Regions from separate parts of the Mus musculus genome. Here region 2 is linked to region 1. Evidence: chromatin loops called from intact Hi-C (ENCODE). Cell type or tissue: left cerebral cortex. All regions are shown on one strand. Links, peaks and the distances in the headings refer to the core of each region. The heading gives the core; the rest is flanking DNA.

Region 1 (6,695 bases), core at 974-5,973:
CTTTCATGTAATATACCTACACACTTTGTTAGACCTCACAAAAGCCACAGCTCTCTTGATTAAAGTAAGCTTTATATTTAGAACTGGGAAGCCTGCTGCCTCTCCCAAGGTTAAGATTTCAGAGAACAGCCCCCTCACTGGCTTTTGAGGTACCTTTTATGAGGACATTAGGACTGATAGAAAAGTTGTGTTGTTAACATCAAGACAGAAGAGTCGGGGGCTCAAGGCTGCCTGTGAGGTAGATAAGTTATAAAAATACATCACGTGGAAGGGTAGTCATCAAGGTATCTGGTAAGAAACATTTTAGTAAGGCTAAAGGCAATCATATATCACAGGTTCAGGAGTTTAGCAAGGCAAAGGGGTGAGCATCATACATCATGGAGCCACAAGATGAGTACATTGAAAGACCTGCTTTGCAGGATACATTAGGTGTGGGAAACAAACTTACTCTTCTGAGGTATAGAGAGTTAATAACAATGTATTTCCTGTTTTGGTCTCACAACTTCTCTGGCTAATCTATTTACCACCACATTGTTAATCATGGCACAGTGAAAGGAGACAAGAAAACTTCACTTTCCCTCACAAGAATTCAGTCTGAATTTCATCTAACTCTAAAACAAGCCTGTAAGCGCAGTGTGAGGCTGAGGAAGGAGGTTTTCTAGTGAAGCCTTGTTACAGAGCACACACAAAATCAAAGATCCAAAGGTACCAATCTTCCGTGGAAAACCCAAACCCCAAACTCATATGGCGGGGGCGGGGGAAGGGGAGGGATGGAAGAGACTGTATTACATAATGGGATAGATTGAAACCTTTATTTTTATAATGTATTAAATACTTCTTTTTCAGGATCATATTGTGGAGGGTAGTTCACACTTCGGTCTCCACTCAGACAAGCCTCTATTTATGTTGCAGCTTCCGTACAATCATTTTAATTTCCTCAACTTTAAAAGGAAGGAAGATAATAGAATTTGTTCCACAGGATTCTATAGAGATTAATGGAGATGATTAAGGAAAATGGTTAGGCTTTATTAAGACCTTACAAGTCATACACAGCTAATGTTTCTTTTAGCAGTGGCACACTAAAATCTCATTGATATTTAACTACTTTGAGCTGTTCATATTCGCACCTAAGTCATCACCATTTGCATTTACTGTCCTAGAGGACTTACAGAAAAAGGGCTTTTTCGTCTTTAAAGTGGTTTGATTTAATCTTTACTTAGTATTTTATCCTCTGAAAAATTCCAGGACAATCCCAAACAATCAATATCCTTTTGAGGTTTTTTTCCTCCCACAATCTAATTCCAATCATCACCACACCAGCAGACAATGAAGGTGGAACAGAAGAAATTTACAAAAGTTGAATACACTTAGGAAAACGGAGGAAAGTTTTGTTTCCTTGGTGCTTAGCTGGGGCCTTGCAAGAACAAGTCTGGTTGTATAGGCCTGTAATTCCAGCGATTTATGAAACTGAGGCCGAATGTCCAATCTGGAGGTTAGCCTGGCTAGAATTAGTTTGAGAATATACTGCTAACCAGTGAAATTCATTCTGAAAACAAAACTTCAAACCAAACGACCAAGAAAACAGGACCCAATCAAATTAAGCTGCGCCTGACTACATCTCAAGTTTTCAGCGAGAATCATGTAGACCTCGGGGCTCCAATGAGGTATCTTATTGAACAGAATCTATTGTGACGTCTCAGCAGGAGTTCAAAAGCAGATTTGAGACATTAGGTGGTAGCACTTAACAAGACAGGCTAAATTTAAACTAAGAAATCCTCATAGATTCTGGGATACTAATTAGAAACAATTGTTAATGACAGTGTGGGTGCAGGAACTTAACCTAAGTACTCAGGACAGAGAGATCAGCCCTCGATCTCAGAGGTTAACCTGACTTCAGAGAATTCTAGGAGAGCTGGGGGCAGAAAAACAATATTAGGATTAAAATAAAAATGCAAAACAAAACCTCAAGACAAAAACCCTTACTTAACCCTAAAAAATAGTAACTAATATGTCCGAGTAAGGTAGAATCACTTAACAAGCAATCCATCTCTGTTTTGAGAATGTGGGTGGCTCTGAAAAGAGCCTTTGTGTTTGGAGTGAGTCAGACGAACTCACTTGGAGCTGGTGTACTTGGTGACAGCCTTGGTGCCCTCCGACACCGCGTGCTTGGCCAGCTCCCCGGGCAGCAGCAGGCGCACGGCCGTCTGGATCTCCCGGGACGTGATGGTCGAGCGCTTGTTGTAATGCGCCAGGCGGGACGCCTCGCTCGCGATGCGCTCGAAGATGTCGTTCACGAACGAGTTCATGATGCCCATGGCCTTGGAGGAGATGCCGGTGTCGGGGTGCACTTGCTTCAGCACCTTGTACACGTACACCGAGTAGCTCTCCTTGCGGCTGCGCTTGCGCTTCTTGCCATCCTTCTTTTGGGCCTTGGTGACGGCCTTCTTGGAGCCCTTCTTCGGGGCGGGAACGGACTTAACAGGCTCAGGCATGTTAGGTCAGGAACTCTACCACGCTACAACTTGCGCCGTGAGCCCTTCGCTTTTTAATAAGGCGTTATTCAAATGAGGCTTAGAGATACACATTTCTGATTGGTTAAAATTTTCAAATTTTCATGGCGTAGCGCCCAATGGAACTACGCTTCGGCATAAACGCCTCCCATTGGTCTAGACGAAAAGAAGAAGCCAGCCAATCGCGTAGGCTCTTTTTCGCGCTTGGAGAATCCTATAAAGGCCAAGCTCCTCCACTTTTGGCCTTTGCAGTTGTCAGTTCTTTCTTTTTGTTTAGAATGTCTGGACGCGGCAAACAGGGCGGCAAGGCTCGCGCCAAGGCCAAGACCCGCTCCTCCCGGGCCGGCCTGCAGTTCCCCGTGGGCCGCGTGCACCGGCTGCTCCGCAAGGGCAACTACTCGGAGCGCGTGGGCGCCGGCGCCCCGGTGTACCTGGCGGCCGTGCTGGAGTACCTGACGGCCGAGATCCTGGAGCTGGCGGGCAACGCGGCCCGCGACAACAAGAAGACGCGCATCATCCCGCGCCACCTGCAGCTGGCCATCCGCAACGACGAGGAGCTCAACAAGCTGCTGGGCCGCGTGACCATCGCGCAGGGCGGCGTCCTGCCCAACATCCAGGCCGTACTGCTGCCGAAGAAGACCGAGAGCCACCACAAGGCCAAGGGAAAATAAGACAATTGTTTCCTGATCATTTAAAAAACAAAGGCTCTTTTCAGAGCTAACACATTTGTCTTTTTAAGGAGCTTAAGCTTTATTGGTTGCTACTTTTTGTTACTTTCTATAGAAGGAATCTGTTTCTCCGATCCTCAGTTATCAAGGTGATTTTGGTAACATGTCCAATTCTTTTTTTAATGAAAAGAGATAAAAACACCACCTTTTCCCCTAAGTGGCTACAGAGTTGCAAATAGGTTACAAATTTAAAACCATTATATTTAAAGGCTATTATCTGCCAGTCTTTGATTTACAAAAGCTAAAGTTCAATGTTAGCTAGTAACAGCAATTTGTACTTAAGGTCACCATATGACAGCATCCTGTATTGATTTTCAACCATATTGGAATACATAACTAGTTTACAGGAGCAGTCTTATAAGATAAACATGTGCAAACTGGCAACATGAAAAGAGTCCACCTCTTAATGGCAAAGTGAATGTAAGCCGTTTGGAAGGTATCCAGGATTTGACCTATTTGGTCTAGCACAAAGGCAAACTCCAGCAAGCCTGGTCTGTCCAGGTTCTTGACCCGTGTGCAGCAACTGTCTTTCCTCATCAGTACCGAATGAGGCTCTTGAAAGGATAAAGAATGAATGTCCCCACATTACTGCTTTTTTAGAGTGGAGCCCTAGTTTCTACTTTTCCCTTTACTGAAGAATTCTGGCTTTAGTACCTATGTTTGGAAGCAAAGGAGAATCCAGGAGAGTAGAATGCCAGGGATTTCTTTCACAGGCCCAATCTCTTTCAGTATTTAACTCAGTCTCACCAAGAAGAATATTAGCAGGATTAAACATGCTCAAGGCAACCAAACCGGCCAAGTTTCAAACTACTTTATATAGGGGACTTAATGTTTAACCCCAAGTATATCACTTGGGTATAAGGATTAATTGAAGATGACACTGAACACAGGGATGGTGAAACACTTGACAGAAGTCTCCCTTTACAATGCCATGAAGAAAAATTTCCATTATTGTGCTCTGACCTACCAAAAATAATGCCCATCATTGAGGATTTTTGCTGGTTAGCCTCTCCTGTTACTAGTTTGTGTATTTACCTTCCCATGTATTTATTCTCCAGATCCTTAAAAGAGCCAGTAAACTTCATTTTTACGTTTTCTTGAGCTTGCTTGCTGCAAAGCTTTCTCTGTATATATTTTATAAATCATTCTCCCTGCTAAGATGCCATTTGTCAAGTCAATTTGCAGGTCCCAGGTACCAAGCTTAAAGTTAGATGAAGTTTCTTTTCTTTTCTTTCTTTTCTTTTCTTCTTTTTTCTTCCTGTTTTTATCTCTTTTCATTAAAAAGAGAATAGGACTCAAGTGTTTTGTGTTATAAAATTTCAAATAATGTGCACAGAGCCTGTGCTTTTCCCATAAGTAGAATGCTTTTTGGTTTTAAAGTAATTGTTGCAAGGAAAGCAGATTCTTGAGGCTTTTCTGCAGGATGCCAAGACCACTCACAACCTACAAGCCCCGGAGAATGGAGTCATTAACAGACAGCTTGGACACTTCACAATATACTTACAAAAACTATTAAAATTAAAGGTGGCATTACTTCCAAGAGTAACAAAAATGTTGACACATTTTAAAGGTAAATATCACTGACATTGCAAGAGAAGAATGGGAGAAAACTCATTTGCTCTAGAAGATAGTATAAGGTGTTTGGTAATTCTTTCCAAACAGCTAGAATCTCAAGAACCAAGCAACACCGTTGCCTTTAAAATGGGTTTTCTAGCAATAAAGTCATCTTTGGCCTCTGCATTGTGCCTCTTTTTTGTAAATGTAATGGAGAGAATGTCTGGGTGCAGTTGTTTTCCATGGGTAGAGAAAGAGGACAGGAGCCAGTTTTTTTTTTATCTCCTCCCTCTGCAAATAATAATAATAATAATAATAATAATAATAATAATAATGGAGCAACAACTCTGATTCTTGAATGATTTTGGAATGAAGAAAACAGGAATCACTTTTCAGCAGATATGTGGCAAGTCTGAGAAAAGCACAGGGGGAAGCAGCACAAAGATGGAGTTTGAATCTCTCCTTCCCAAATAATTACATATGGAAAAAAAAAACCAACCCATTTTGGCAAAGTGTGGGAGCTCAGGGGCACATCTAAGCTTCAACTACACTGATACACCTTTACCATTCTAATTCGCAGGCTGTTTAGCTTTTGTTATAAAGAAAGCACTTTGCACATCTGACATTGTCAGAAACATTTGTCTTCAGCCCTCTTAGGCTCTGAGTACATCAACCAAGCACAAAGACTACGCTGTGAGTGAAGGCAGGTTAGGCGCCTGACTCGTAAAGGATGACCTGTGGGTAGCTCCGAATGTGGGGTGGATAGAGCTATTTTCAAATGAGCGTCTTCAGCAGTTCTTTTTTCCTGATAATCTTGGTAAGGTTCTCTGGTAAACAGCAAGTAAATATTGCTTGTGCCTGATATTCCCAATTAGGCAAAAAGCCTGTTCATAAAACAACATGCTTACTGTCTGATCTTATTGCTTTTGTTTCTGGCAAATTTGACCACATTAAGTGGGGGAAAGGGCCTGGGTAAAAAAAACGGCACCAAGCACTCCCGAAAAGTCATGTGCTGAATATCACCAAGCCTGCCATCGTCTTCCTGGCTCAGCAGGATCATCAGATCACCCCTTGCTGAGTTACTCCAAAGGCTGCCTTAGTCTCCTAGAGCTGTATACATAGTGTGTGTGTGTTGGGCGGTGGGGTGGGGCTGCTATCTGTGAATTCCCAGCGTTCGCTTTTAACCTTGAATGGTGTAACTTTGTAACTTGTAAATAATGAATGCCAACCTGGGAATGCCCCTGTCCCCTACAGTGTTGCTGTAGAAGAGTAACAGAATCTCAAAGCCTTCTGGATCTCAAAGCCCTAGTAAGTTGCAGATACACTGATTTTGAATTTTTTTCGCGCCAAAATCGCAACCGCTGAAAGGCAGTATCAATTGCAACTTCTAAAAGTTTCCGGTCATAAAAGTGTTGCAAGCAGTTTTTGAGCGAAATCAAGTGTAAGAAGTGCTCATGACTCCAGGAATAACTTTTTTTTTTTTTTTTTTTTTGTTAATTTTCCTTTCAGATTTCTTTCCATTAAATTTCTGCCCCCAAATAACGGTGCTCTTGTTTAAATAAATAGCGAAGAGGTCTTTTGACCTCCAAAGCCAACATTATCTCGAGATGATAAATTCTGGGAGTTGCTAGAGTAATTGTTATGTAAAAAGATGAAATTTGTACGTTAAATATAAAATGTAGGCAACGTTTTTCCTTTCCTTACTCGGTTTAAACGCGGACCAATCCCCTGTCTGGAACTATGATGTCAGCAGTTTACTGTCCAATCCAAAAGGGTGGCTTGTTATATATATACTTGGGCTTTTCCATCTCAACACCACTTTATTCACTTTCTAGTGTACTGAGATGGCTCGTACTAAGCAGACCGCTCGCAAGTCCACCGGCGGCAAGGCCCCGCGCAAGCA
Region 2 (6,695 bases), core at 898-5,897, 2.0 Mb before region 1:
TTTTCCTGTTCCCCCTTTATACTTATAAAACTTGTCTGATAATGGTGCCCACAGTTTGTTTGCTTGGGTACTACATTAGAAGAGATTGTTTCAAAGAAGTACTACATAAATATTTTTACCTGTTACTATTTGTGCTGGATAGTTTTATTCCAACTTGACACAAACTAGAGCCATCATACAGGAGGAACCTCATTTGAAAAAATTCCTCCATAAAATGAATCTGTAGACAAATCAGTAGAGGATTTCTTAATTAGTGCCTTATGAGGGAAGGGTCCTGCACATTGTAGGTGGTGCGGTTCCTGGGCTGGTGGGCCTGTGTTCTACAGGAAAACAGGCTGGGGGGAGGGTCAACATAGAGCAAGTCTGTAAGCAGCACCTTTCCATGGCCTTTGCAACCAGCTCCTGCCTCCAGGTTCCTTCCCTGATTGATTTCCTATTCCTCACCTCCTTCAGTGATGAACAGTGATGCAGAACTGTAAGCCTAATAAACCCTTTCCTGCCTGAGTTGCTTTTGATAGTAGTGTTTTATCACAGCAATAGAAACCCCAAATAAACACTATTTTAATACTCTTCCTAGAAGTATTTCCTTATCAGGTTATTATTTCCAACACACTATCAGTATCACCAAATGTGTATAAGGATTACATTTTATTACAGCATGTAATGAAGTATAGTGACAGATCTTGTTTTGTATTTCATGGGTGAAGATTTAAGAACTGTTGGTCCATTTCCCAAGGTGAATTAACAATCACAATGCAGCCATGCTACAGCTCAGTTTATGAATTTCCATTCACTTATTTTGCATATGTTTAATTTTACTAAGACACTCTGAATACTCGGAAGTTGCCTCTCCCAGTCAACACTGTAAGGCCCACTGCTAACTTCTGTCTTTCTGTGCTCTTTTTCTTTCCATTTTCTATTTCTAGTCCATCTTCTCCTTCTTCCTCCTCCTCCTCCCCCCACTTCTTTTCCTCCTCCTCCCACTTCTCTTCCCCTTCTTCCTTTTTCCCTGAAAGATCCTTGCTATGTAACCCTAGATGGAAGTTGCAATTCTCTGGCCTCAGTCTCCTCAGCTAAGTAGCAGGTTTGTGCCACTGTGTATGATTTTTATTGTTAAAACTTGTAATCTAAACAGCAGATCTTAAAACTTGACTTCCAAGTTGTCTTTAAGAGCCTTGAACTTTCATACAAATATCCATAACAAAACTGTTTTCTTCAAGAGTACTAGCTGTAAACATTATCATGTGCCTGATATCATTCTGTGTGCAGTTCCTGGAGGATAGAAATCATGTTTACTATAGATCTCAAATGCATACTATCTGTTTAATTACATATATATAGCAAGGTAAAACTTCACAGTTAGACCCTCCACCTGGGCTTTAGGATGGATTTGGCAAAAACATATTTTTTTTTATATAACTTACAAGTTATATAATACAAAGCTATAAGTTACCATAAAGAAAGACCCAATTTTTTAAAAAAGTGTTTTTATTCCAAGTGGAGTGCAGAGAGGAAGGTATAGTAGAACACTAAAGGAAGATCAATATTATTTTAGCAAAATTTGAAAATCAGTTTATTTGTGTTTTGTTTTTGTTTTTCCTGCTCTATAGAGAGAATAGGGGGATATTAGACCATACTACTTCCTAAGAACAAAAACAACAACAAATCCTTAAAAGATTTTTAAGTACATGGTGATAATTTATAAACTGAGCAGAGTCTATGCAATTAAGTGATGCTAAGTAAGATGTAATTTCAGAAGCTTGTTTGAGTTATTTAAAATTTTTATTAAAAAACAATATATAGCTCAGAAAAATTGAAACTATGCATTGGAATATATTCTAATGATAATCATAAAAGATAGATGGTGTAGATTCCAATTTCAAATGGAAAAAAAGATTCATCTGAGATGGCCTAGTAGGCACTTATGATAGAATCTGAGCCTGTGCAAGCTTCCCACACAGTGACTACTATCTGCTGCTGCAGACTATCCACTACTGAGGTCTCTCAAAGAAGATGCACGATTTTATTATTTATTAAGATATTATTATATTTGTTATATTATGAAATTCTATTAAATCTTCAAATAAATGACTGAATGTAGAATCCAGGTTTTAAATGCATGCTTCTAGTAAGGACAATGAGGCAAGAAGAGCCAGACCCTTGAAGACTGCTCATCTGATTCTTACAGAAAAATAGCAAGTTTGCTGCCTTTCAGCAAACTGTACCTAAAACACTACTTTGTTACAGAGGAGAGTAATATATATATAATTTATTCATAACAGCTAAGCAGGGGACATGAATGCCAGCACAGCAAAAACCAAATGTTTAGATATTGGGCATTCAAGGGACATCATGACCATAAGACACCATATGTGGATGACATATCGTTGCCAGGCAGAGCTATCTACAGCAGCCTCTAGGAAATCAAATACCTAGACATATACCTTTTCTTCCTTTTTGTTTGGTTTGGTTTGTTTAATAGGTAAGCTAAGCAAGTGTGATACCTTTTGACCTGGACCCCAGTCTCTTCTAATATCAAGACAAGGTCTTACTAAACTACCAAGGCTGTCTTTGAACTCATTCTGTAACAAAGGGGACTTCAAACTTGTGATCCTGCTGCCCCACTTAATCTATGGAAGAGTATCAGGGAGTGCAGATGTGATTTAAAATAAATTATCATTTTGTAAGCCAGGTTTTAATGTCATTGTTGTATTTGCTATTATTATCCCTGGAAAATATATCCACACGAATCACCCACAAGTTAAATCTTGGTAGTTTGTTGTCTATTCACATTCCCGATATAGGCAGTGTTACATGTAAGAAAGTAGTGGGAAAGGGATGGGAGCCAATGTCTGGAGTGAGAGGTTGTGTAGAGAGGCCTCTGTAGTTTAAAGTTCAGAAATATAGTGAAAAAATTTACAAAAACTAAAAATTTCTGACGATTGCTTGAAATATCCCAGCATAATGTAAATTGTATTTAACTTGAAATACTACTTTTCAGCATCTATTAAAACATAGAAAACAAAATTTTTTAAGTTTTGTACTAGATTTCAATGAGTAACAGCAAAAACAGTAAACATTGCACAAGCTTCAGGACAGACAAGTGTTGGAACCAGAAATATGTGAACAAAAGACACCTGGATATGACCTGTAGTGGAAATTACACAAGAGAGCACAAATATATAGCACGAAAACAAAAACAAAAAAAGACAAAACCCAAGAACAGACCAAAAAGGAATCAAGACAGGCAATGCTTATGACATAAAGCCTGACAGTCCATTACTTTTGGCCACTTATTGTAATATGTAAATTACTGTTTAATTTAAAGGCAGTTTCCAGGACATGAGCTCAAATACCAGCAACAACTGAAGTGAGAACTGATGCCTACTGAAGAAAGCAACAGTATACTTTGTAACTAGATAAATCTTTGAAAAACAAAGTTTCCAAGACAGTAGAAAAGTAACAGCTGCTTTTACAGAAACTGTGGGTGGCTCTGAAAAGAGCCTTTGGGTTCCAGTTTGCACTTTGTTTCGTTTAAGCCCTCTCCCCACGAATGCGGCGGGCGAGCTGGATGTCCTTGGGCATGATGGTGACACGCTTGGCGTGGATGGCGCACAGGTTGGTGTCCTCAAACAGACCCACAAGGTAGGCCTCGCTCGCCTCCTGCAGAGCCATGACGGCCGAGCTCTGGAAGCGCAGGTCGGTCTTGAAGTCCTGCGCGATCTCGCGCACCAGGCGCTGGAACGGCAGCTTGCGGATCAGCAGCTCGGTCGACTTCTGGTAGCGCCGGATCTCGCGCAGCGCCACGGTGCCGGGACGGTAGCGGTGAGGCTTCTTCACGCCGCCGGTGGCCGGGGCGCTCTTGCGGGCGGCCTTGGTGGCCAGCTGCTTGCGCGGGGCCTTGCCGCCGGTGGACTTGCGAGCGGTCTGCTTAGTACGAGCCATGACTTTAACAAGGGAAAATAGACTGACACTATAGTGAGCTGCAAGGCGCTGTCCACCTTTTATACAATCAGACTATCCGCTATTGGACCGAAGAACATTCAAAGGGCCCGCGCTTTGTTGGGATTGGTCAGCCTCTGCTTCTAAATCCTGGTTAAAAAGCTTTCAGAACATGCACACTCTCCGCCTCTCTTCCCCTCCATCTTTGCTATCACTTTAATTTTACACTGTAGTGTATATAACTCCTGTGAACAGAAATTTTACATAAGAAAGTTTTACATAATTTTACTTACATACATACATCAAATTGTCTCAAGCTTTGAAAACTCAATTCAGGTAATCAAACAAGTGAACATAGAAATTTAAAGTAGGTTTTGTGAGCTTTGCAAGACCTAGTTTAAATAAATGTAGTTTATCAATTCTAAAATCAAATATTTGCAAACCGATACACACAGGCAGATCATGTTAGTTAAAATACTGCCGAAACTATGGAAGTGGGATTTAATGGCCCTTAGCCCTTACTACCATTATGCTCTAGACAATCGTGACGTGAATGACAAACCTGGGTGCCAAATTTCTACTAAAAATTTATATAGTATGTTCTAAAGGTTTCATCTCTTACACACTTTTGACTCAAACTAAGGAAGGTCGTAAGATTTATCGCAGGGACTAACAGTATTAAAATCAATTTACTAAGATTGAAAGCTACTTCGTAACTTTTTCATATGTAGTATAAAAACTGTAGTGGAAGAACGTTTCACGAGGTGGCAGCTCATTTTATGGAAAGATGTGGGTGGCTCTGAAAAGAGCCTTTGTTTTGGTTAACTTTCAACTGGGCAGTACAGACAATCGCCAGATTACTTCCCCTTGGCCTTGTGGTGGCTCTCGGTCTTCTTGGGCAGCAGCACGGCCTGGATGTTGGGCAGGACGCCGCCCTGCGCGATGGTCACGCGGCCCAGCAGCTTGTTGAGCTCCTCGTCGTTGCGGATGGCCAGCTGCAGGTGGCGCGGGATGATGCGCGTCTTCTTGTTGTCGCGGGCCGCGTTGCCCGCCAGCTCCAGGATCTCGGCCGTCAGGTACTCCAGCACGGCCGCCAGGTACACCGGGGCGCCGGCGCCCACGCGCTCCGAGTAGTTGCCCTTGCGGAGCAGCCGATGCACGCGGCCTACGGGGAACTGCAGGCCGGCCCGGGAGGAGCGGGTCTTGGCCTTAGCGCGGGCCTTGCCACCCTGCTTTCCGCGTCCAGACATGTATGCGTTTAAGTATCAGTAAAGGCAAAGCAGAGAAAGGAAAAGAATATATAGTAAATTCTGCAACTGAACAGCAAGCATTTATACTAACTGGAGGTATTCTGTTTGTGTTTCTCCCATTGGTTAATATATCGTACCCAATAGAAAGCCAGAATTTGAGCTCCTCATTTGCATAAAGGCCTGCATTTTATTTTTCGCATCCAGTCCTTTTTCATATCGTTCTTTAAAAAATAAAAACCACGTAGATTCTGGGATTTAAACTCTGGTTTTCATGATTAATAGTTAAGAACTTTTTTTTACTTTCTTTTCCAGTTTTTACTTAAATGGAAATAAGTAACTGACTGATTTTCTTGTTGTTTTCATCAAGGTCTTTGTAGTTTTAGAAACTCTGAAATATAGAGTAGGAGTGTTTCTGAGTTGTTAAGCTACTGTCCTGTTTTCAGGGTTTAGAATTGTGTTTTTATGACAAGGAAAGTCAGTGTGGCACTTCCTCCATCTTGTATTCCTGGTAAGGCCATTTCAGGTTTAACTACTTCTTGATCTTGACGTAGAATCTTATAGAATATTACCCAACTGTTTTATGAACCAGAGTTCAAGATTCCCTAGCTAATGTAGCTTCTTTTAAACTGCTTGTTACAAACAAACAACAACAACAACAGAAAAAAATTCTCCCTCTAGCAGCAGAGTGAGATACCAGGATGTGATCCTCAATACAAGGAATAAATCATTTCAATCAGCTACAAACTGTTTCTGAATGGTCATCCTTGGTGGGCTTCTCATAACGGATTAGGTACATAATTTTAGGTTCTATGGCAGGCTTTCTTTTAGCTCCACCAATATCAAAGACAGTATAAGCATGCCAAATTATTCTTTATCGTGGTTGAATTATCCTTAAACTACCTGGAAAATAGAGACTGGGGAAAAGGAGACCCTGCCCCGTCACTGACCCAGGAGAACCTGGAATATATGAGGCCAAGGAGGTCCTGAAGAGTTTGCACTGAAAGGCGTTGCTGTCTTGGTGACTGGAGACAACATAGATGAAAGATCTATGTTCAAGGAGAAAACACCATTTCTTCAGTCCAGGGCCAGCCTAAAAGAACGAGACTAAGGACTCTCCTGTTCCAGGAAACCTCGCCTAGCTCCTGTTGAGCTGTTTCCATCATGTTCTTGGTCTTTTTTCCACTTGACATGACAAAGCATTTTAACTATTTCCTACATTCCCTGCTACCTTGCCTTCTACTCCTTGTGCCTAGCCAGACGATAAGTGTAAAAGCCGGGGCACGTCTCATGACTCAGTGTCTGATAATGTAGGTGTATCACATAGAGGTATAGAAGAATGAAAAGAGAACCACACAGATGCATGAGTCATGTGGGAACATCACAAGAAAGATTGTGTAAACTATTCTTAAACTATGCCAAAATCCAGTGTAGCTGAGGTGGTGCTGTGGTGTTTTCATCATAGACCTTAGCAATATAAATCAAAGAAAAGTTTATTACATAGGT

What was found. Hi-C counts contacts between places; a loop is a spot of excess contacts. Peaks named below come from ENCODE experiments on the same cell type or tissue, not always from the same donor. Only the 100,000 strongest peaks of a DNase experiment are listed, where the experiment ranks them.
Region 2: it touches region 1 in a loop (4-fold over the local background); 6 of 42 quality-filtered maps call a loop at or near these places.

The regions. Positions count from the first base shown.
Region 1 is chr13:21,783,312-21,790,006 of GRCm38, reverse strand. H2ac22 (H2A clustered histone 22) reads left to right here and starts at 2,759. Exons shown (of 1, transcript NM_178184.3): 1 at 2,759-3,233. The coding sequence starts at 2,789. The coding sequence ends at 3,181. It overlaps H2bc22 (H2B clustered histone 22), which reads right to left and starts at 2,519. Exons shown (of 2, transcript NM_178202.2): 1 at 2,116-2,519; 2 at 794-983. The coding sequence starts at 2,492. The coding sequence ends at 944. H3c11 (H3 clustered histone 11) reads left to right here and starts at 6,610. Exons shown (of 1, transcript NM_178207.2): 1 at 6,610-6,695. The coding sequence starts at 6,637. In left cerebral cortex, for the core only: a CTCF peak has its summit at 2,983; DNase peaks (open chromatin) are centred at 2,124 and 2,623; H3K4me3 peaks cover 1,360 bases; H3K27ac peaks cover 891 bases.
Region 2 is chr13:23,749,630-23,756,324 of GRCm38, reverse strand. H2ac4 (H2A clustered histone 4) reads right to left here and starts at 5,237. Exons shown (of 1, transcript NM_175660.3): 1 at 4,733-5,237. The coding sequence starts at 5,192. The coding sequence ends at 4,800. It overlaps H3c2 (H3 clustered histone 2), which reads right to left and starts at 3,980. Exons shown (of 1, transcript NM_178203.3): 1 at 3,485-3,980. The coding sequence starts at 3,945. The coding sequence ends at 3,535. In left cerebral cortex, for the core only: CTCF peaks have their summits at 4,012 and 4,860; DNase peaks (open chromatin) are centred at 4,064, 4,803 and 5,258; H3K4me3 peaks cover 1,016 bases; H3K27ac peaks cover 1,488 bases.